3 separate regions of the Mus musculus genome follow, and all the other regions are linked to region 2. The links are chromatin loops, found by intact Hi-C in ENCODE. Cell type or tissue: gastrocnemius. All regions are shown on one strand.

Evidence for each region. A loop is a pair of places that touch in the nucleus more often than their neighbours do. Peaks named below come from ENCODE experiments on the same cell type or tissue, not always from the same donor. Only the 100,000 strongest peaks of a DNase experiment are listed, where the experiment ranks them.
Region 1: a loop joins it to region 2, with 7 times the contacts of the local background. A loop is called at or near these places in 29 of 42 quality-filtered maps.
Region 3: it touches region 2 in a loop (12-fold over the local background); 35 of 42 quality-filtered maps call a loop at or near these places.

The regions. Positions count from the first base shown.
Region 1 is chr3:52,970,587-52,978,586 of GRCm38, reverse strand. No RefSeq gene overlaps it. Among named protein-coding and RNA genes, the nearest start is that of Gm30402, 17 kb to the right of the region's middle. In gastrocnemius, a CTCF peak has its summit at 3,206 (motif pointing right); a DNase peak (open chromatin) is centred at 3,220; H3K27ac peaks cover 203 bases.
Region 2 is chr3:52,258,041-52,266,040 of GRCm38, reverse strand. No RefSeq gene overlaps it. Among named protein-coding and RNA genes, the nearest start is that of Foxo1, 6.3 kb to the left of the region's middle. In gastrocnemius, a CTCF peak has its summit at 3,461 (motif pointing left); DNase peaks (open chromatin) are centred at 3,089, 3,448, 7,301 and 7,800; H3K4me3 peaks cover 747 bases; H3K27ac peaks cover 1,690 bases.
Region 3 is chr3:52,754,148-52,762,147 of GRCm38, reverse strand. The region is part of intron 1 of Gm2447 (predicted gene 2447); the gene reads right to left. Among named protein-coding and RNA genes, the nearest start is that of Gm2447, 18 kb to the right of the region's middle. In gastrocnemius, a CTCF peak has its summit at 3,403 (motif pointing right); a DNase peak (open chromatin) is centred at 3,368.

The DNA.
Region 1 (8,000 bases), 710 kb before region 2:
CATTTTGCACTAAAAATACATAAAAACACATCATAATACTAAGCTTATATACATAAGCTGAACTGGAAGAAATTCCAGATAGGGGCAAAAGTATTCCTATGAAACATTTGCTTGCTTCAAGGGATATATAATTTTCTGGCAAAGAGTTTGGGATTTTTACATCTAAAAACAGTAAAGTCTGAGCCAGTCTAAACTTTTCAAAAAATGTTATATTTATGCAAAGGTTATAGCTTTGCCACCAGGAAAGTAATTTAATTATATACTAGTATGAATCATGTATTTATGTATTATGATTTTTTTCTGATAATCAAAATCATAGCATATTAATATTTTCTAATTAAGGTAGTTTTACTGTATTCCAAACAATTTTCGATAATCTTTCCTTACAGGTTATACAAAACATTGTGGTTTTTCTCTCTGTGCTATGTATGGATCTCATGGGTTTATAGTACACTGGCAGAGTTTGTGCTGCTCTGCAATGAGAAGGAGTGAGTTCATGCATGTTGAGTATAGCCATGCAGACGCCTTTCTGACTCACCGTGCTTCCTCTGGTTTGAGTTTCCTGCATATACATTTATATTGTTTGCCCTCTACTACTTATTTAGACTATAAATCTTTCTTTCTTTTTAAAAGAAATGTGTGTGTGTGTGTGTGTGAGAGAGAGAGAGAGAGAGAGAGAGAGAGAGAGAGAGAGAGAGAGAGAGAGAGTATGAATACACTGTAGCTCTCTTCAGACACACCAGAAGAGGGCATCAGATCCCATTACAGATGGCAGTGAGCCATATGGTTGCTAGGGATTGAACTCAGGACCTCTGGAAGAGCAGCCAGTACTTTTAACAGCTGAGCCATCTCACTAGCTATTTCTTTTTGTGTCCTGTTTGGTAAATTCAAGGTGTTTCAAGATGTGGCTCTGCTCATCCAAACTTAGGGCTGTGATGCTCTGCCCAGCATCCCTCCAGCATCCCTTTACCTTGTGATGACAGTCTGCAGCCTCTGTTTTAGTTTGCCACTTCAAAGAAGAAACTTACTAAATGTTTATTTTCTCTGTTGCCTTTTATTGTTTTATTCACTTTTGCTCTGTCTTCATTTTTTCCTTCTTTCTACTTTGTATTTTACTTGGTCTTTTTTTTTTTCCACCTTGTCCAATGGTCCTAAAGGGATATTTTCATTTATATACATAACCATTTAACATGTTAATCTTTACTTCCATCTATGTTTTTCTTGTATGCATAGATCTTTATATGTTATGTCTTCCTTATCCTTTTTACTTTTAAATTTTTAAAAACTATTTTTGAATTAAAATAGAATTATTTTACTTGCCCCCCTCCACTTTTCCCCTACCTCTCCTTCACAGCTGCCCTCCTCCAAGCCCCTCCCATGTCCTCCACACTCTCAAGCTGGTAGCCTCTTTTTGCTTCCTATTGTTGTGTGTTTGTGTGCACAAACCTATAAAAACATAGCCCACTGAGTTGGATTTTGTTGTTTGTGTGTATCTGGGCTCAAGAATGGCCACTGCATTGAATGATCACTAAGGGGCTCTTCCTGGGGAGGGAGGGGTTAACTCTAGGTCTCCCTGAACTGAGTCTCCTGTAGCTCTTTGTCTAGGGTAGGGAGCTCCTCCTGCCTTCACACTAGCATGTCCACTAAGATTGCCATTGTTCTGGTCTTGCTCATCCCGCCAGTTATAGCAGAGGCTTCCTGGTATTCTGGCTCTTACAATTTTTCCACCCCATCCTCTGAGATGTTCCCTGAGCCACAGATGTGCGAGCTGTGATGTGGGAACTGTGGTGCAGATGTATCCCTGATTCTGGAGCTGTGGTGCAGATGTATCTGGGATGCAGGAGCTGTGGCACAGATGTATACCTTTGGGGCTGGGCTCACTATCATTGGTCGATCTCACTTCAAACATTTTCTAATTTCCATAGTGATCTCTTATGTTTCCTGGATTAATTGCATGTATTTTACAAACATAAATATTTCTGTCATTTTATATTTCTTTGCATCAAAAATACATCCTGTATTTCAATCCTTTGCATTTTTTTATGCGTACTTGTTCTGGCATACAATAATTATAGTAAATTGTCCTCTTTAGAATGAAGAAATGAAGTCTCTTGTGTAGTTACTGTGTAAAGCATTCTACATGTTAAGATGAGAACTTCATTCATGCCGTTGGCAATCATCTGTATCCTTTGTGATGTTTGATCTGTGAGCTAATAAGCCTTTGCAGCAATCATGAATTTTTGTTTTCAGTCGGTTTGTTGTTTGCTTTATGTATTTTCATCTACTTCTCCATGTTTGAGTTAGACTTATTTCTCCGAGGTGTGATCCACTTGGAAATATGCTGTTTGCATTTTTGCCGTTAGTGTTTTTTAACAAGGAAGCATGGCAAAGACATGTCCTCCTTACAAAGGATGGATAATAAAGATAATTTCCTTGTCTTGCCCCCGCTGTGTCTCCTCTCTCATTGCCTCAGCCCTCAGCTATTAGATGGGTGCCAATGAAGGCAGTCTCTCTGTGAACTACTGGCTGCGGTGCCAGCTGCTAGGATCCACTGGTGCATCAGGCCACACCCTCACAGCACGCTGAGGTTCCTGCCATATTGGGTCTCTCTTCTTTCTGTCTGTAATCAGATGACTTGGAACCTGCTGGCTCTGACTGGATTTTAGCACATGACTTTCATCTGTAAAAGATCCTGGAATCTTACACACTGGAGATGAGCTAGTCTTCCATTTTACAGCTGGAGTACTGCCTCATGTAAGAGGAAGGTGCTATACGCCACATTGCTTTCCAGCCCCCAGGTTTTTTGAGATAAAATGAGAATCCAGGTTATAACTAGATGCACCAGTTTCCCTCTAGGAGGTTTGTCTTTGTTTCTATCGCCTTAACAAGTAGGGAAGCACTTTTCTCGTGTGGTGGATATCTTGCTTATTTTAAAACTCTTTAATCCCGAGCCTAAGCTTAGTGTAAAACAAAGTTTGATTCATACCCAGTAGTAGCCTGAGAAACTTTCATAGAACTTGGGTGGTTAGCAGAGGAATGAGCAGAACCTCAACTCCACAGCTCGCTGCTGTGTGCAGATAGTTACCAAGTATGCCGAAGGAGTCACGTTCTGCTGAGCTATCAGTCAGGTACCAACGGCACCGAGGCTCAAATACCAAGTTACTGCTACCAGGATTTAGCAGCCAACCCTTGCCTCACTGACCAGAGGGGGGCGCCTAGGATCCCTGATAGCTGATGGCAGCCGGGCTGAGACTCAGCAGCTGCTGCCAGGCTAGACTCTGGCTGGGCTACACACCTCTGCCCTCCTTGCCTATCTCCTTGTCCCAGGCCTGGTGCTTGATCTGTGGGGCCACTTTTCCAGCTGAGTCACAACGACACAGCTGACATCACACTCACCTTCCTATGCCTCCAGCAACAACACCCCCACCCCTTCTCTAGCCTGGCAGCCTGGAAGGAAAGGAGTGCCAACGTATTTTCTAACATTTCGAGACCTCCATTCAGAGGCTTCTGGGGTGTTCTGGCACTCAAGAAAAGCCAAAGCAGGAACCCAGTTAGACCCTTCCAAAGGACTGCAGCAGCATCCAGCCCACCCTGGCCTGCACCAGAAAATCTGAGGGAACAAGAGGACTCTTTGTAATTCACACATTCCATCAAGATGGGCCCAAATCAGGTTCTGTCAACTCCCACACCACCCCGCTTTCCCCTGCTCCAAAACCAGAACCATTACATAGCTCAACAGACTTTTATTCAGATCGGAGGCTTTGTTAGCACCAAGGATTTGATCCAAGATTCTCTCTCTCTGTGGGAACTTGCATGGGCACCTCTTCCCCAAGCACCACAGCAAAAGCAGATGGCCGTCTTGGAGCGGGTCAGAAGTCCGGGACTCTGACAGGTTCAGAGTTCTATTTGCCAGGTTGAATTGCTTGTAATTAAAATGCTCCTCCTCCTTCTCCTCCTCCTCCTCCTCCTCCTCCTCCTCCTCTTCCTCCTCCTCTTCCTCCTCATCCTCCTTCTCCTCCTCTTCTTCCTCCTCCTCCTCCTCCTCTTCCTCCTCCTGCTCTGCTCTCCTGAACTTATCCTAGGAATGAGCAGCATTGATTCATGCATAGAAACAGATCTGGCCCAGAAGCGAACGCTACCACTAAACATCAGGGACATCCAGTAGAGATGTCAAGAAAGCTAGTGGGCCTGTGGTGAGCAATTAACCTTCCCCTTGGGCTCGATGTTTCCTACTTTTCAAGGCCATGGACCACAGTCAGGGTTCTGTGTGGTGAGTTGAAGCTGGCGTATGCATCCTCTTGTTTCTCGCCTTTTTGACTGTTCTCTCTCCATCCCCTTGCCTAAGCCATGCCTACAATCAACATTCTTCGTGTTTTGAGTCTTGTTAGTAACACTTCATGACATCAGTTAACATTTATCTGCTTTCTAGTGGGGGGTGGGAAATGCCTCATTAGTCTCGACACTTTAGTGGGTGAGGGCTCAGAGACACAAGCTGGCTTTGCTCCTTCCCGACTGCCTTGTGCTAATTGTCAGACTGCTCTCCAGTTGGAGAACTCACAAGGTGAGGCCTGGCCACGTGCATGCGCATCTTGAGGCAGTATGAATGGCTGGAGTCCCATCAGGAATCTTGTATTTCAAAGCCTTCCAAAAGAAGCAAGCAACAGAGCTTTTCCTATTTGGGGAGCTCCTCGTAAGAGCGATGGCATTCTCTCTGGTTGAGTATGAAATGATCTGCGAAGGGGGTCATGCTGGGACCATGGGCTGCACCCAAGCAAAGCCTGAGTCCTGTGCAGGGAGGGAGGCAGTCGCTTCCATGAGTCACTTTACAGAGTGCAAGCATAGTTCTGCTGGAAGAGCCACGCTCTGATCCTTAGATTTCCCTAGTTCCAGTTCCAGTTCTGAGTTCTGTCACCATCAGTGCCACAGCCAGTTCGTCACAGCAGGATGGAGTGACCATGTCTGGGCAAATCGTGGAAATAAGAGACAGAACACAGGTCCCCCGAACAACAGCTAAGGTTCCCCCGAACAACAGCTAAGGTTCCCCAAATGAAGATGAGATCCGGATTTCACACACCGCCCGACTGAGAGGAGCCAGGGTCTCTTGCCACCTCGGTGCCACCTGGGTGACACTGGCAGGCACTCTCAGACCCCTCCTGCTCACAGCCATTCGGTGTACGTCTTCCTGCACTTTCACACGTGTGCCTGCCTTCTTCGCACTCGGGGACAATGAGATTTAGTAACCCATTTTAATGAGGTAATTATATTTTAGCTCTATTATGTACAATTATGCCCGCCCTGAGTTGTTTCAGCCAGAACATGTGGGTGTTGACCTGTCAGTCGGTTTTGCTGCCCCACTGGGCCCAGTGTCTGGTCACACGCTCATGCTGATGCCACCCCTACTATGGCTCTGCAGGGGGTTGGTGCCAATACAAGGCAGGGGCACATGTAATTTCCTGTCCCGCCCAGAGGAACTCCTGATTGCTATGTGGTGGCCCACATCTTCCTCATCTGTTTTCTGAGCTAGCAAGATTACTTATCCAGAGCCCCAGCTAGTCCTCACGTTTGCAGGGGCTGGAAAAACAGGCCTGGCTAACCACCCGGGAGCATATAGTCTTTATTTCTTAGCTCTACGTGGTTTGCTAGCAGGGACTGGGGCTTACTGGGTGGGGATGCAAGCCCTAAACTGCCATAGAGTTGCCACCATCATGAAAACTCAACACAGTCACTCAATAAACACCTGAAGTATACTTTCTCAAGGGTAGCCCCTGGAACCACAGTGTCACGTCCTGGCTCAGAGTTCCGCTCAAATGTCCCGGCCTGGTCTGAAAGCTGCAGTCTTTGCTCTTAAACATCGTTCAAGTACTTGGTTCATCATATCTCTTCAGAAAACACGCATCCCTCTCCCACCTTCAGCCCTTTGGCCCCCAACTGAGGGGGCAAAGAATTTATGAACCATTCGATCTAGCACCTAGTCAAAGAACCACCCAGCCGATGAGGTCCTGTCTCCTGCCTGCTTCCAAGGCCTGCCTTTACTCTACACACTTTCCATTTTGGATTGCCAGTTGGGCCCTTGGTATCTTTGATGGCTTGTTCTCATACCAACTCCGCAAGGCAGACACAGGTCTTGGCAGGAACCAGGAGGGTTGGAAGGCTGGAAGGACAGCCCAGCAGCAGCAGCAGCAGCAGCGCAGAGATCAAAGCCACGTCTATGCATCTCATACTCTTTCTTTCCTCTCTATCCTCCATCCACCTCAATGCCAGGAGAGAGAAAAAGGGAACAAGCCTGATTCTAAAGCCATCAGAGAGGTGTCGTTAAGGGGGCAAGTCACTTGCTGCTTCCGGGGACTCTTGGACTAAGATAGAAACAGTATGTGCTTTCCAAATTAACTTCCTGGCAGTTTGGGGAGAGGACCTCAAATGATTTAAGTTTCCCTCACAGTGGGCTCATCAAACACAGGAAATTCAGGAAATTGTCTGTTCCTGAAGCTTCTGATACACAAAGGGAAATAAAATTTATTTTTTCATTTCCCCATTGAAGTTTGGTTCTGAAAACGTACCATCCTTACTGGCTTATATTTTGTTCCCTTGACTGTGGTGAATTCAATATTAATATGCGTGATAAAATCACTTATTTTTGAGGCAATGCTAGTCTCTGCACATCATTATGAAATTAATGTTATTGTATTGAGATAATTTCTAGGGAGGGGGTTGAAAACTCATTATTAGTGAGATATTCTGATGATGTAGCGCGAGGCAGTGACATCGAAACATTAGCCCTCAGACATGGGGGTAAACATGGTGTTCTCAGGACCCGAGAGATATGGATATTATAAATTTCTTGATATTACTGTTTGCCTTCTTACTTTATACCTCGTAGTGTCTCGATATCAATGGCACAGACTTAAACATTTCTCACACAAGGAAACATGAAAGCTGTCAGAAGTGTGTGCAGTCACATAAGTAGGTATCTGGTGTGGCCAGTGTGCAGGCTCAGAGCTACTCCCCAGTGTACAAGTCGGGGGTGTTGAATTGTAGAAGCAGCTCTGGGACACTGTTTCTTTTATTATTTTCAAGGTTAAGCGAGGGCATGCCAGTGATAGAATTCTCATCAACCAGCTTTAGGTTCCTGTCCTCAAAAAGACATCTTAGTCATGGCTTTCAAAGTTTTCCACATTCTCTATTGTTTCCAAAACTGCATGTAATTTTAAGGCTTTATGAAGCCTTCCCTTTGCTGGTGGAAAGATGTTTCTAAAAACTGCCAGGCCATTTGTTTCTGTTGTTCAAAACAGAATATCAGATACTCATTAAACTGTGGGGGATGGGGGAAGAGAGTTATATTTAGATTTGATATAATTTATATAATGCCCCAAAGATATGATCAGTGAGGCGATAATATGAAATTTCTTTTCACTTCTGTGTATTTTTATACAATGTGGCAGGTGTTCTTGTTTATAATTATCTAGTTTGGAGGAAGATTTTTAATATTTTTTTTAATATTGAGATAGTTTGTAAAAAGTTAAAATAGTGGCAATGCTCATATCCATACACCATTATGAAACTCATGTTTTTAATCTTGAGATAATTCCAAAGGAGGGAGGTTGGAAATTCATTATTAATGAGATATTCTGATGATACAAAGCTGTGGTTAGAGACATCGGAACATTGGCTCTCAAACATGGGGTGTAGGCATTTCTATGCTCTTGTGACCCAAGAGAGAAGTCTGACTTACCGAGAGACCATCTGTTGTGAGGGGTGTCCCATGCCTGACACCTGCCACTCCACATAGACTATCCTGTCAAAGGACGTCTGATCCAAATGGATTAAGACATAAACATTATTGAACAACCCAGTTCACAAAGTGAGGGTTTGTTGGATGTTACTTGTTGGCATTTTCATTTCTGTTATGTTGCTTGAGCTGGATTAGAGAAAACAAAACACAGCAACTTATTGTCCCTACTAGGGTCTAAGCAACAACAGGAAAGGCCAGGTGAAGAATGACA
Region 2 (8,000 bases):
TGTATCTATCAGTAGATGTCGTAGATGGTATGTCTTCTTCCTGCTAACCATGCATCGTGGTAATTCTAGTCATGTGAAGTCCACCAAGATGAGTGAAGTCTTCACTTACAAGATTAAGAAAACCGGACTAGGGACTTTGTCAGATGGTATCGTGTCTGCTGAGCATACACCGTGCCCTGGCTTCTAGCATAAACAGGAAAGATAGCCCTTCAGATGTGGAGGCAGGAAGATCAGGAGTTTAGGGTGCATTCCAAACTAGCCTGGGCTACAGGAGGTCCTACCCCCACCCCTACCCCCCAAAAAAAGAGAAAGAGAAAAGGAGGATTAAAAAAGCAAATTAGATACTTTCATAAAAGGCGTTTTAGTGGAAAATGTAAACAAGCCAGGTGTGGTGGCACAGCCATTAAACCAAGCCCTCAGGGAGGCAGAGGCAGGCAGAGCTCTTTGAGTTCCACGGCCAGCCTGTTTCACACAGTGAGTCTCATGCCAGCTAAGGTTGTCTAGTGAGACCTTGTCTCAAAACCAAACAAGTGTTTTAGCTGGAACTAAAGGCCTGGAGTCCCAGAAACTCACAAAGCAGAAGCCAGAGAATCTCAAGTTTTAGGATTCCTGGGCCATAGAATGAGTTCAAGTCCGGTTGGAGTAACACTTAATCAGACCCCGTCTCAAAATAAAAAGAGGGCTGGAATGTAGTCTCACAGTAGAGACGTCCATCTGAGGCCCTAGGTCTAATCCCCAGTACTGTGAGGGGAAACGTGGACATACTAAGTGGATAACATGCAGTTACTGGGCTGTGGTTATAGCTCAGTGGTATGTGTGCTTGGTGACTCCTGTATGAGAGACACCCTGGCTTTAATCCCTAGAACTGAAATGAAATAAAAACACTGGAGATGATATTCCCCAATGCTGCTGGTGATACAACAGTGAACAATTGGGAAAGCTCTCCGGTCACTTAAGGGTGCTATCATTTTAACACAGCCCTCATGTTTCCGACTAGAGATAGGGAAGTTAAATGCTTGAGTCAAGTTTTGTGAAGTTAGTAGGGCTGGGTACAAAAAGATTTCTCCTTGTTCAGGCCAAAATGTTGCTTTCCATTCTGCCGACTGTGGATACCACTTTTAGTGCCTGAACGTTTTGAGACCATCTGATGAAATTTAACCTGTTTTAAATAGCAGGTCCTTGGACTATTTTTAAAATAAGCCAATTCTGAGCTCCAAACTTCATGGGCACTATCATTTCAATTGTGAGTGTGTGTGTGTGTGTGTGTGTGTGTGTGTGTGTGTGTGTGTGACATTGAGGACTCAGTATGGCCATAAAATTAATAGAGAGCGAAGTGTCACGAGTCTCAACCTTGCGTTCATTGTGAAACACAATGTGTTTTCACTATCTTATTTCTGTTTCTTGTCATATTAAAGCTCCTCCCAAAGAGCAGGACATGTGTATTAACTAAGAGAACGCTGCCATGCAGAACACAGATGGTCGTGCATTTTTGGCAGAGAGGAAGTTTTAATGAGGCATTTTAGTTGGAAAGCTAGTGTTCGTGAATGCTCAAATTACAAAGTAAGGAATCAATTGCTGTTTTATAATATCAGCTCGTTTTCTTGTTCTTCTAATCTAAGCACCCCATTTCCGTAGTGTTCAATCCAGGCAAGGGGTTCAAATGTGATGGCAAACAAATGGCCAACAGAGTCCAGGATAATAACAAAGAAATGATCGGCTGAAGAAGAGGCTACTAGCATGTCTGTCTGTCTGTATGTCTGTACACACGTATGAGCAAGCATAACAGGAAGTGTGTGGAGGCCAGAGGATAGCTTTCTTGATTCTGCTGCCTCATTCCAGCTTGTGGACCCTGGAGATCACATTCAGTTCCTCAGGGTTGGTGGCAGGAACCTCACCTCACTACAGCTGTGTTGCTACTGGGCCATCTGCTTACATTTTCTAGTAACTAGCCATACTGCTTGCCGTTTGTTGAATTAAATCAATGAATGGATGAATACATAAATAGAGGTAATGGCTGTGTGGTTAAGAGTGCATGTGTTTTTCTATAATGTGCAGACTACCTGTGTCAGAGACGACGTGAAAACAGGAGACAAGAGATTATCAAATTTCAGGGCCCAGAGGAATGGCTCGGAGGTTAAGAGAACTGAGTGATCTGGCATAAGGCCTCGAGGTAGCCCACGACTAGTCTAGTTTCAGGGGATCGGACGTCCCCTTCTGGCCCCTGCAGGTATACTACACATGAACTGCCACAGGCAAACACCCATATACATTTAAATGTTTTTAGAGAGAGGAAGAGATTATTACATATCAGATTTGACTGACTCAGAAGACCCATCCTTATGTAAAGGCCCATGTGCCAGAAAATAAGACAGACAGACACACACACATCTTTCAGGATATCATGTTTCTGTTTTGCAGTAAATACTACCTATAAAAAACATGGCAATGTTCTATTTCCTAAGGTTTAACATGCTCTATTTTTGGTTTTTGAGGCAGGGTTGTGTAACCCAGGCTGGTCTCTAACTGGTCGAGTAGCTGAGGATGGCCTTGAACTCTTGTTCTTCTACCTCCATCTCCTGAGGATGCAGGGGATACAGGATTCACTCTGCACTTAGGTTTAACATTTAAAAATGAAATTTCTAATTAGCAGATGACTGAAAGAGTGTGCCTGGAAAGAAAAAAAAAGGATGCCATATGTACTTTAAATAATCTTATGTTTCAACAACAAACTCAAAATAGGATATTTTAGTTATGTTGCATGTTTGAGCTCTACAAGATTCTAACTTGGAAAAACTTTGCAATACAAAACGAAGCTCCACTAGAGGTTGACTTCCTTAGGGTTTCTATTGCTGGCATGAAGACACCAAGACCAAAAAGCAAGCTGGGGGAGGAGTGGGTTTCTGTGGCTTACACTTCTACATCACTGTTCATCATCAAAAGGAGTCAGGACAGAAACTCACACAGGGCAGGAACCTGGAGGCAGGAACCTGGAGGCAGGAGCTGAGGCTGGGGCCGTGGAGGGGCGCTGATGATTGGCCTGCGTCCTCTGGCTTGCTCAGCCTGCTTTCTCTTAGAGCCCAGGACCACCGCCAAGGGTTGGAACCAGCCACAATGGGCTGGGCCCTGCCGCCTAGATCGCTAATTGAGAAAATGCCCTACAGCTGGATCTCCCGGAGGCTCCTTCCCCTCTGATGACTATAACTTGTGTCAAACTGACATAAAACCAACCAGTACAGATGTCTTCTTTCTGTTTTTCGGATTTGTGCATCACCGGAAACAAGAACATCTATCATATGACGTGGCTGAGGATGTCACTCAAAGGGAGGATGGGATGGCATTACAAATTTATGTTCCTTTTACTGAACAAACACTATACCCCTGCAACAACAACAGCAAAAGCACATGATAATTGGCGCCTGGCAACTCCAGTTCCAGGGGATCCGCTGCCACCTTCTGGTCATTGAGAGCACTGCATGCATATGGTTCTCACATGCATGCAAGCAAAAATAAATTTTTTTTTTTAAAAGAAAACTAGTTCAGTTTAGGTTAATAAAAGATGCCTAGACACAATGTAACCAGCAACGATCATGATTATTTTGGGTTTGTATACAGAAATGAAGTAGAGCCTATCCAGTCATTAGTGCTTGGCTGTTGAGACAGCTTCAGTAGTCAGCTCTTCCAGGCTGGCTGGCTTCATGTCCTTCCTGGCCTTTCCTTTTTCTTTCTCTTTCTCTCTTTCTCTCTTTCTCTCTTTCTCTCTTTCTCTCTTTCTCTCTTTCTTTCTTTCTTTCTTTCTTACTTTCTTTCTTTCTCCCTTTCTTTCTTTCTTTCTTTCTTTCTTTCTTTCTTTTCTTCCTTCCTTCCTTTCTCCTCCTCCTCCTCCTCCTCCTCCTCCTCCTCCTCCTCCTCCTTCTTTTTTAAATCCTGAATCACATTAAGTTCCATAACCATCAGAGAGTGATCATTACTGCATTTTTTTTTTTAATAGAAAAGACATCCTTTCTCCTGAGTTCTAGAGGTTAGAACCCAGGAAAGTTTATCCTATAGGGCCTTGCTCCATCTAATCTAGCCCGGCCAACATGCTGCTGGAGTCAAAGCCAGGGCCACTGTCTTGAGGCACCCGACAAGATTTAAAAGAAAACAAAACAATTCTTGTGGTTCCTCTCTGTTTCAAACATGGCCACAAAGGAAACCAGATTGGGTCCCCCTCTACTGTCCAGTAAGCATAAATATCAGACATATTTTTAAAGTATGCTAAAACAATGCAATACCGTGCCTTGGCAATGGAGTGGGATTAGAAATGTATGTTCATAGATTTCATTAAGCCACCTTCAGTGAAGATGTGCCTGTCTTCTATCAGTCTCCTGTGAGAGCAGAAACAGCTATAGAATAAGCCAGTTTTATGTATGGTTGTGCTCCCCCAAGTGTATGCTTAGTTGGGACCATAGGAGGTCACCTCTTATCTCCCTTTTTGGCTGCCCCACTGGAGGTACAGGAGGGCTGCCCCCTCCTTGTTCCAGTGATGGTAGGAATGAAAGTGACAAGGACTACTGCCTTGGGTCCTCCTGCCCTAATCAGAGGAGAAATGGGCCTCCAACAGATAAGTTAGCAGACAGACGCAGACATTGGACACCCGCCGTTCTCCCCTGGTTATTATGGCTACACTATACAGCGGGTTAGTCCAGTGGTACGGGCAAACCAAGTTCCTGTGTGAGCGAAATAAGTTTCTGAGTTATGAGTAACGGTGAGACTGAGATTCCAACAGGCAGATAGGAGGTGATAGACATAGCCAAACAGGAGTCCCATTTGTGAGAGACTCTTAGCCCAAGTCTGGTTCAAGCAAGACGGTCCAATTCTGGTTTTGGTGTGGAACACGTTTGTCATGGGAGGGTGACTCCGGGACCTTCCATTCACCTGTATCACACTTGGCGTCCCCAGGAGGACAGGGTGATGTTGTCTCCAGGCATGTGTCAGTCCGCTTTTCTGAAACATTTTGATGAACACTTGGTTCTGGGTTAGAATAAATGGCAGGGCACTGAGGAGGGAAACAGATGGTCTCCGGAACCCTAATATGGACTGCAGTCTGGACCCTTTGGAGAGGCTGGAGATATTTTAAAAGAATTGATTATTAATCTCATCCATGATAGGGTCTCTTAAACAAGGCAACCAGGGGTGGCCTTCCAAACACGATCTCACAGGGGGTGTATCTCAACTAGTATCTCTTTCTAGGAAGGGCCATGGGTGAAGGACTACGCCCATTTCTACTGGGTTTAAGAATTAATTTAGAGAGGATGGGCTTAGTAGTCTAGTTTATGTGTGAACTGTCTGGAACTCTGAGGTTAGGGGGCTCAGTGGAGTTTCTAGGTTACACTTAAGGCCTTGTCTGGATGAAGTGGAGACAAGTTCATTATCTGATCCAGTCGATGGGGCAGCCCATCGATTAGAAAGGAGTTTTAGCCACCGTCAGAGCAGTCTCCCTGCAGATAAAGCAAAGGCTCTCATCTCCTTGAGAAGGTATCCTCAGACACGAACAGAGACTTACTCCCAGGGCAGACTAGGCCAGCCTTGAACTCAGATATCTGACTGCACCTGCTTCCTGAGTGCTGGGATTAACATGCCTGGCTAACAGTTTTGTTTTAGTTTTAGTGTAAAAGTAATTCTGGCTTTTCTATGCCCACTCTAACTTCCAAATAAAGGCACAGAGACCTTATATTTATGAAAAGTCTTCTTGCACTGTATCTGGGCAAGGCTTGCATCTATTCCAACCCAACTATGCTGCCTGCTACCTGGCCATGTGCCCCGTCGTCACCTGACATCTTAGTCTTGGTCCTGGCTGCTCCGGCTCTATCCATCCTCCCAAGGGAACCATCTCTGGGGAATCCTGGCAAATCTGGTCAGCATCTGAATACACAGTGCACAAAAACCACCTCCCAACATCTCAGTGTTTGTTTCTGTAGCTAATAGGCTTCTCTTCTGATAAATCATGGCGGACATGGCATTTGGTAAGGCCAAAACTGAGGCTCTGGTCCGAGTCTACTTTAGTTTCTGGAAAGGTTGTTCCTCTGCTTCTGTCTTTTAAAAGGCGAGTCTCCTGCCTTTCCATGACAGAATAATGGGCTGGGGCAGTTACAGCAAACCCAGCAATCCACAGCTTGTAATGTTCCACATCCCCAGAAATTCTCCTACCGGCTTCTTGGTTTGGGGGATAGGGGTCCTGAGGATGGCTGCTTCCCTTGGGGTATCATTGAGCGTTTCCTCCCGTGCGTGAACCACTATCCTACCAGATAGCCTATATCCTACTAGAGACCTCCATTTGGCAGAGCTCAGCAAGCCCTCTGTGTACTTCAAATAGGAGGTGGTTGGCAGCTGCTACCTGTAGAAGATCATCTACACGCTGGAGTGGAAAGGAGCCAGGGTGTGACAGCCCGAATCCGGTTAAGTCGTTTTATGATGTCTCCCCAAAGAGTCTAGGGGAATTTTAAGTCATGTCCAGGTTAGCTGGCTATTCTCATTGGGCACTGGATCAGACTGTTCAAAGGCAAATATGAGCTGGCTCACTGGTACAGGGGGAATGGGGAAGAGAGCATCCTCAAGAGAGCATCCAGGCTGTCTATACAGCTCTGGATGTCTGTGAGGAGGGGACAGAGCAAAGTGTACAGATTTGGAATACAGGAAGGCATAATCTAAGCCAACTGGCATGGGGTGAGGATGTCAGCTTCTAACAGCCTCTGGATATGAGGAGCAATTTTTAGTCTAGTCTTTTGGTTTATGGGATATTGCCGAACCCTTATGGGCATGGCTGTATGGGTGGTACGCTGCCAAGCCTGTTGGATTTGTCCCAGCCCATACCTTAGGAAACTGTCGTTGCAGGTCCTGGAGCAGGATCCCTGGACCTGGATTTGTTTCCGGTGTGGAGTCTGGGAGAGCTAGAAAATGCATTTCAGACAGAGGGGCAGGTAAGCTGGGTTGGTAGCAGGTGCAAAAGAAATTCTAGGTTTTTGAGGAGTAAAGGCAGGTGTGGCGCCTAATTTTTGACAACTATCTCTGCTCAGGAGGAAAAGGGTGATTTGGGACCACGTGGAAGGAGTGAGTATCATACCTGTGGCTCAGGTTAACTGTTCTTATAGGTGTGAGATTATGGTCTGTAATTGGTGCCTGTGGCTCCTTGTACTGGCATTTTTTTTTTAAATTATTTTTTGGTTGCTAACTGGCCCCATTTCTCTGTTTTTTTAGGATCTCTTCCTTGGACCTGAGCAGTTCAAGCCCTGGGGAGCTCAGAGTGAGCTGACTGGACAGCAGCCAGCATACTCTTGGCTTCGCCTCTGCCTTTTAAGTGTCTTGGCATTGTACACGGAGAGCTATGCACTCCTGTAAATCCCTCTAACTTTTTGGAGTGTTTGTTTGTTTGTTTTTGTTTTGTCTGGAGGTGATTGAGTGACAAAGTTGAATTTAATGTCCCAGCATTTTCCGGAGCCAGTGGGTCAATAGAGGTATACAATTTTAAGGGGTTCTCTCTCTCTCTCTCTCTCTCTCTCTCTCTCTCTCTCTCATCGCTTTAGAACCGCCCTTAAGGAACTTCAGAAGTCGTACACAAATTAATGGTTTTTCGAGGGGCACCCCGATTTCCACTTATAAGGTACAGGTGAAAAGTGTCCAGGGTCTGAGAACCTGTGTGCATGCTGGGGTCCCAATCGGGGTGTTTGGGTGAGAAAGTTGCTTCAAAAGACAGTAGCTTTTAGCCACTGTACCGGTGGCTGAGGCCAAAAACCCTTTCTTGCCTCTGTCCTACTAAGTTCCCTACGAGCCAAAGAAAACAGAATCAGAATTGCTGGCAAACATCCCATGTAGGGCGATGGGTGTGAGAGACAGATTGGCACTTATCAGCGGAGGGGGGGTGGGGGGTGGTCTGGATCTTCCAGTTATACAGATCTGAAGCAGAAAACGGAACAGAGATCAGGAAAGGGCGATTCCCTTTCTCTAAATCACTGCCCACCTCCCCC
Region 3 (8,000 bases), 500 kb before region 2:
GTCAACAGTGTCTCCTAAGCCTGCTATGTGACAGGCCCCAACCAAGCCAACTGAAAAGTAGACACAGGAAGGTCAGTAAAATACGGTGTTGGCTGGCAACACTCAGGGATGGCTTGGGGGTCTAGGGCTACTGCTTTTTTTTTTTCACACAAACTTGTAGTAAATAAAAACAGTAATAATGGCTTTTTAAAAATCTGCTATTTGTTGAGAATTTAGCAAATTACTTCATTCCATCTGCTCAGTATAAAATACTTTTTGGGCCTCAGAACATGCATCACAATCTACTTCAGACTGAGTGAATTATTTTAGCTCTTCATCTCCATCGTGATGTTATTAAGGGTGGGGTGGTATTTAAAAGATGATTAAGGGACCCATACACACAACTGGGGTCAGGAACCTTTTGAAAGAGTTTGGGAGGACCAGTGTCTCCTTGGCTTGTCGTTCCCTTCTTTTATCAAGTGAGGACATGACGTTTTTCCCATCTGGTGGGCACAGGAAGAAAGGTTCCATCCTGGAAGCAGAGACTGAACCCTCACCAGACACACCTGCAAACTCCTTGATCACAAACTTCTCAGCCTATAGAATCGTGAGAAGCAAATTGCTGTTTGTAAATCTACCAGTTCCGACTGGTTATGACATCTTCTTCATGTGGACCAAGCCCAGCTCAGGCATACCTCCTCAGAACACAGCCCTACCACAGCTTAATCTACAGAGAGGGACAGAGCAACTCACACCTCAGGAATATTGTGTTATGGATCATTTTAGCAATGAGACTAAGATCGTAGTGCTTTGTCATTCAATTTTCATATACATGATAAGAAAAATACAGAGGTCTTTGATCCACTTAGATTTGAGCTTTAGTCATTAGATATGCACTCACTGATAAGTGGATATTAGCCCAGAAACATAGAACACCGAAGATAGTTTGCAAAACACAAGAAAATCAAGGAGAAGGAAGACCAATGGGTGGATACTTCATTCCTCCTTAGAATAGGGAACAAAATACCCATGAAAGGAGTTACAGAGACAAAGTTTGGAGCTAAGACGAAAGGATGGACTATCCAGAGACTAACCCACCCAGGGATCCATCCCATAATCAGGCACCAAACCCAGACACTATTGCATATGCCAGAAAGATTTTGCTGAAGGGAGCCTGTTATAGCTGTCTCGTATGAGGCTATGCCAGTGCCTGGCAAATACAGAAATGGATGCTCACAGTTATTTATAAGATGGAACACAGGGCCCCCAATGTAGAAGCTAGAGAAAGCACCCAAGGAGTTGAAGGGGTCTGCAACCCTATAGGTGGAACAACAATATGAACTAACCAGTACCCCCAGAGCTTGATGTCTAGCTGCATATGTAGCAGAAGATGGCCTAGTCGGCCATCACTGGGAAGAGAGGCCCCTTGGTCTTGCAAACTCTATATGCCCCAGTACAGGGGAATGCCAGGGCCAAGAAGTGGGAGTGGGTGGGTAGGGGAGCAGGGAAGGGGGGAGGGTATAGGGAACTTTCAGGATAGCATTTGAAATGTATATAAAGAAAATACCTAATTAAAAAAAAAGAAAATATGGTGCTGATGGATAACGATTTAAAATGGAAATAAAACAAGCTCACTACTATTTATACTTCCATATCAATTAAGCATATTTAGAGATTACAAACTGAATTCCTTTAAAAAGGTACATTTTTCAATGCAGAATGAATCAGAGAATTTTCAATATCATCCAATTAGAATATGTATATATATATATGTAAATATGTATATATATGAGGCTGAGTTTATCATATACAACTACTAATTGTGTATTAATTAATATCTGCTTATTGTTCTCACTGATTGACTTTGTAACTGCCACCAACGTGAAATTATAAAGTAAATGTCCCCGGATAAAATTATATTTTTATCTGTTTCATATGCTGAGATTATCCATCATATTTTGTTTGGGGTGGGGGGATATTTCATGCTAAAGAAAATTAAGACCATAGAACACACTGAACAGTTCAGTGGCCCCTCCAGTGCCCTCCGTGACTCCTTGGCCTCCATAGCCCCTCCCCCTAACTTACACGCCTTCCTTCCTCTCCTGAGTGCGGCTCATGAGGACCCTCTTCGCCTTCCATGTCTGCTGTCCATCACATGCCAGCGTCTCCAGGCATGAAACATGTATAATCATGGAAATGTTCACCTATGCGCTTCCCGTGTTGCTGTAACTTTTTTGTCGGCACGTCTACATTCCTGCATGGGAAGGGCTGTGCTGGACAGGTTTAGGTACGTGCTGGCTGCTCACGGCTAGGCTCATACTATCTGCTAAACAAATGTGTGTCCGATGAAAGAATGAGCAAATGAGTGGTATCAATAACAATCGCGATTCAGCCCTTGGTGAACTTAAGCATTAAGCTTTCAAAACATTTGTGCCTGGTACTTACTGCCTCCTATGCCGCTCTGCTCCTAGGAGCTGCCTCATTTAGCCTCAAACAAGCTCCCTGAAGGAGGTAATATGATTGCCATGAGAATTTATTTCAAACGAGAAAAATGGAACACAGTGAATGATCAAACTGTCATGGCTAGTAGAAGGCAAAGTGACCTTGGAACCCAAGCTCCTTTATGGTCTGGGCCCTTCCCCGAGTGTGTGCTGCTGCCTCCTGCACAGTGAAGCCTACATACAGGGAAGCTGCAGGTTTCCTTGGTTTCCCAAAGGCTTGAGAACTTTCTGGCAGAAGAGATATGTTAGTCATCTACATTTGATGGTCCCAGAGTATACTGAACTCTTAGATGCTGATTTCAGTGCTGTCTCTTGTTCTTGCCGAGCCAGTGTGTCTTGTTTCTCCATTGGCCATTGGAAAAGCCAGAAAAAGAAGTTGAGGGCCCATGTGTCTTAAACACCAGTGCAGAAGCTGCTATCTACTGGCTGGCTGAGGCCCCCCGTGAAGCTGCTTAATAATATTTAAAGTGTATCAATCACCCCAGTATACCACTGCCTGCTGTTGGGCTAAAATACACATGAAATGCCTGTTCTATTAAATTTCCTTTCTTTCTTTCTTACATTCTAATTGCTTAATTATAACGTGTTGTGGAACTTGAAAGCAATGCTTGCTCAAATTATACTAAAGGTTGGTGTAAATGAGATTCAGCTGTGGCGTTCTCGTGTGATTTTTCTTGCTGGTGCTGAGGTGGGAACACAGTCATGTGCATGCTAGGCACATGTTCTACCACTGACCTGCATCCCTGTTGAGATGTGACATCTGAACTCCAAGGTGTCTCCTAGCAGTTGCTCTGGCAACACTGAAGTCTTCTTGCCTCTCTTCCTGGTGTGTGTCCATCTTCCAAAGAGGTGAAGCTCAGTCCCAGATAGGCAAGGCCATGCTAGACTCTTTATCTGGCTCTCCACGTGGTGGCAGTACACAACACTTCCTTAGGGAGGAGCTAGACTCAGGGCCCAACCTTTGATTCTCAATCTCTTCCTTTTCTTCGGAGGCAAATTATCACAAACTTTTAAGTAATAGCAAATATTATTTGTGTCTGTTTTGAAGCAGTCATTCAGAGTGACATAGAGCTTTGCCAAAGTCAAACTAAACACATTTCATCACACCATTTTTCATAGAGAGGTTTTTCCTTTCACAAAATTATCCACAATTAAAACTGGAGAGAGATTTTTTTTTTCAACTGTCACAGCCTTTTAGAAGATAAAGTTTTTTTTCCAAAAAAAAAAAGCAATTTATAATGCCAGTAATTTTCTCTCTCTATCCTGCCATTATTAAGGCTACTGGTTTGGGGTTTATTTATTTATTTGTTTTTTTTTTTTTAATTCAGCCCCTGTCTCTCTGTAATGCTCACATAATGGCCTGTCTCTAACTTCACCCATTGCCATGGAAGTAATTATTCTACTCACTCAGACAGTCAATTTGCCACCAAATCAAAGAGGAAGTAGTTGGGTTCAAAACAAAACAAAACAAAACAAACCTCCCTCCATGGAGCAAGACAAAATGAGGAGGATAGAGAGACCACAGAGTTCTGTGGAAGGGGGCTGTGAGCCCAGGTTTTGAAATGAAATATCATCTGAAAAAGACAATGACATTGAAGTGAATAAAATGACTGTTAGAATCCATGATTAGAAGATCCTGAATGAATAGCTCTCTACAGAACTCATACTTCATTCAGTAATATTCTGAGTGAATCCTCTTTTATAAAATCTGGGAAAGGAATCACAAGATCCATGCTTTGGACATAATTTAAGTCAGCATGTCCTTGATGGGTTATTTCTCTGCTGGTAAAATGAGCCAATCCAAGCCAGATTAGATATATTAAACAGAAGCTGCTCTCTTGAGAGTTCACAGGCCAGGGGAGTCGCCATGGAGAAGGGGAAGAAAAAGAGAGAAAGGGCTGAGGCAGAGAGAGAAGGAGGAGGACTACAATGAGGAGAAGGAGTGGGAGGAGGAGGAAGAGGGGGAGGAGGAGGAGGAGGAGGTGGAAGAGGAGGAGGGAGGCCAAACTGTCTGGATAATATAGGGAGGAGCCTCTAGGAGAATGGTAGCCCAACCTGTGGGCTGCAAAGTTCAAGTTGGGAGCAGGGTATGCCAGGTATGGACTGAGAGATTCTTGGAGGACCTAGAGGCCAGGTCTGCTTTGATATGTAATATATGCACCTCAGTCCCTTGTCCCGGGATCCAGGGTCCAAAAACAAACAGTCCTGTCTCTCTATTTGGGGGAAGGCTTAAACTAAAACTTCCCCAAGCATAACAAAATCTACACTAGAAATGTCATGAAATAGTCCTGAGGTCAAGGATCAAGTGGTCTCTGACTACAGCGTCAAAGATTTTGTCATACAAAGTACACAGAACCCATACTCAGGAGACCCCGATACAAACTGGAGCTCTGTTCCTCTGAACCCCAAGAACACAAGTAACCCCAAAACAGGGCTATTCCAATGACCAAAAGAGAAGGATGATGCCACACTTTATAAACCAACACTACCTTCCAAGTACTACTTAGTATTGTTTCTGCTGTTTGTTGCCCACCGCCATCCCCACCCCGGCATGCGCTACAGAATGTAACCTTTGCCAGCAATCTGGTTTTGTTGTTGTTGGTTTTTGTTTCGGTTGCATTGGGTTTAGGTTTTTTGAGGCAGGGTTTCTCTGAGTAGACTCCTTTGCCTGTCCTGGAACTTAAACCAGGTTGGCTGGCCTCAGAGTCAGAGACCCTCGGCTTGCCCCTGTCTCCTGAGTGCTGGGACTGAGTGCCCATCATAACTGGCTCTGACCAAACTGTAAAAGGGCATCATCAGAAGCTTCCCAGCAGGGAAGAAGGTGTGGTCTGAAGAGGAGGGAAGAGGTGGGAACCACGTGCAGGGTACATTTCCGCCTCTTCCTATAGAGGTGCAGACCTGGGCACGGAGGATGTCTACGGCTTAGCAAAGTGACCCATGGTGCTCTTGGGAGGTAGTGGAATCTTTAAAAGGTGGGAACCACTTCTGACCACTCGCGATTGCCCTTCTTGTGCTTTTTCAGTCCAGCCATGGGGTAAATAGTTTATTCTACCACACCCTCCTTACCACAGCTCCAAACCATCGGAGCCAATTGGTCACAGTCTGAAATCTCCATAACTGTGAGACAAAATGAAAACAAACCCTCCTTCACTCTGAGTTCATTAATCAGGGGATTTTGTCGGAGTACTGGACAGCTAATGCACACAGGAAGTTCAGACTGGACAGTGAAATTGTAGGCTTGAGTGACAGGGACCTGAAACCTGCCACTATATAGCCACGTGACTCCCGGCTATTTCCTCACTTATTTGATTACGCTTTCAAATTGTGCACAGAGACACAGGATCTGAAGTCAGGCAGTTTGAGTTCCAATCTTGATCCCTCAAATGACTTGAGAGGTTATCTTAAGATAAATACACAAACTAGCCAGTGTTTATTGGGCATTTATGAATGCCGGCACTGTTCCAAATGCCACCCAGGTATTAACCCAGGCAGTCTTTGCAATTACTGTATGCCTTAACCCAGTTATTACAGCTACCTCCCAGCTCCTAAAACAGAGGACGAAGCTGGACCTAAAGTGCTTCAGTAGCCTGGCAGAGTTCACTTGGCTTGTGGGTGATACTCACACATACATCACAGGCATGTTGGAGTCTACTGAAGAAGTACACACAGCTCACTGACTGTCCCATGGTGAACGCTCAAATCTCTGTTAACCGTAGTTCATTGTTCACTACAGACTTATTATGCCTGTTGTCTTGTTAGATACAACAATACTACTACCAATACTCTCAGCCTCCTGTTCCTCGTGGTTCCAGGGATCAAGCACAAAGGCTAAAGAGTGTAAAGATGGATAAATAGGTCTGCGTTGGAATGTGCACAATAAAGGCAGAGCAGCCATTGCTTTATTTTAGCAGAATCTGACATCATTTCCTTGTAAAGGAAAAATGCAATCCAAAGGATACATCTAACTACATTTTTGTACAAAGCAACATCAGCTGATACTGTATGTAGCGAGTGTCTAGAATCTGCCCCATTTGCCCCAAAATAACCAATTTGGGTGTAATCCTTGGCTTGGTGACTTAGCTCCAGCCCTGCCGTCAGGACACTGGACCCTCACTGGAACATGGCATGCCTAGTGTTCTGACCCTCTGCCTAAAGAGTGCAGTCTTCAGGGTCTTGCAAACAGCACCTGTCCTTTGCTCGGTATTGACTGGGTGTTTATAAAGCCTGTTCTCCTGGACGTATTCTCCATCACCCTGGTATAAACTGTGCTATCAGTTTTGGATTGTAAAGATCCCGGGGCAGATAAACAGTGGCCTACCCTGCTTTACAGGAACAAACTACAGACACCCCATGAACCTGACAGAGAACATGATAATGCTAGGGAGTACCAGGACTGTTTCCTCACAGATTTCTGAGAGAGACAAGCCCACAGCAGTGTGCAGCTAATCTGATTTAGTGGGTATTTCCTGACCTGCTCTGACCCGATGTCTCGGATGGACACTTCACAGCTGTATTACTTCCCACGTGACTTAAACTCTTGTTGTTCTGCTTCTTCATGTGTAAAATGGAGAACAGACTACTTGTAAAGACATAAAAGAGGTTGTTGCTTCAGTTAACCCTCACAAGCTCCGCGGAGGAACCTCTACCCTGCAGAAGCATTCAGAGTGGAGGCTCAAATACAACTTCCATCATTTCAAACGTTCTCCAAAGGGTGAGGACAAGGAAGGACTGCTTTGAATAGGAGAGGTCTACGTGGGATCTCAATACCGTTCACCTCACTTGTCCTTACACTTTTGTTTGAACTCTGGGCCCAGGATTCCTTGGTGTCTGTGTTTGCAGATCCGTGCTCGGAAAGCTTCTCAATAATGGCTTCAAAGGGAAGCAAAGCCAAATGGACTGTAGAAGTCAGAGTCCCACCTCCCTCCCTGTGTGCTGGAAGTCAAGTCTTTCCAGTGAGGCAGCCCTCGGTAGGAGGTGCGCAGAGCACGAAAGCTGGTCCTGAAAGCCTTGCAGGTCATTGAGGGCAGGTGGCCCCTAGTGGAGCTTTATCTAAGGGGACTTGTCACTGGAATTCAGGCATGAGTAAATACATTTTATTTGTGCCAAAGGTCATACACCCAGTGGAGCTGCTGACACAACCAGGGTCACTTGGGGCTGTGACATGCACTCTGGAGGTTTATCGCCATGGGCTGGGGAGCAAGTGACACTGAAATTCCTCCTTTTGGAAATTTGGGGTTTAGAACCTTAACAATGCAGAATGGTGCCTCATGCCACTGTACCGTGCTCCTCCTTCCTCCTCCTCCCTTTCTCCTTTTTATTGCCATTTGCTTATAAAATAGTGATCACGGAATTCAACATTGGTCTGCCTTGTGCAGTTAGAATTATGTCTCTCACCTAAACCTAGATGCTGCCTCCACCCCCCTCTCACCATTTTTACTTAAGGTAATTTGCTTCTATTTTTCTACCTGTTTTATACACTCACTCTTAGAAAACATATTTTCTTAGTATTGTTCCCAGCAA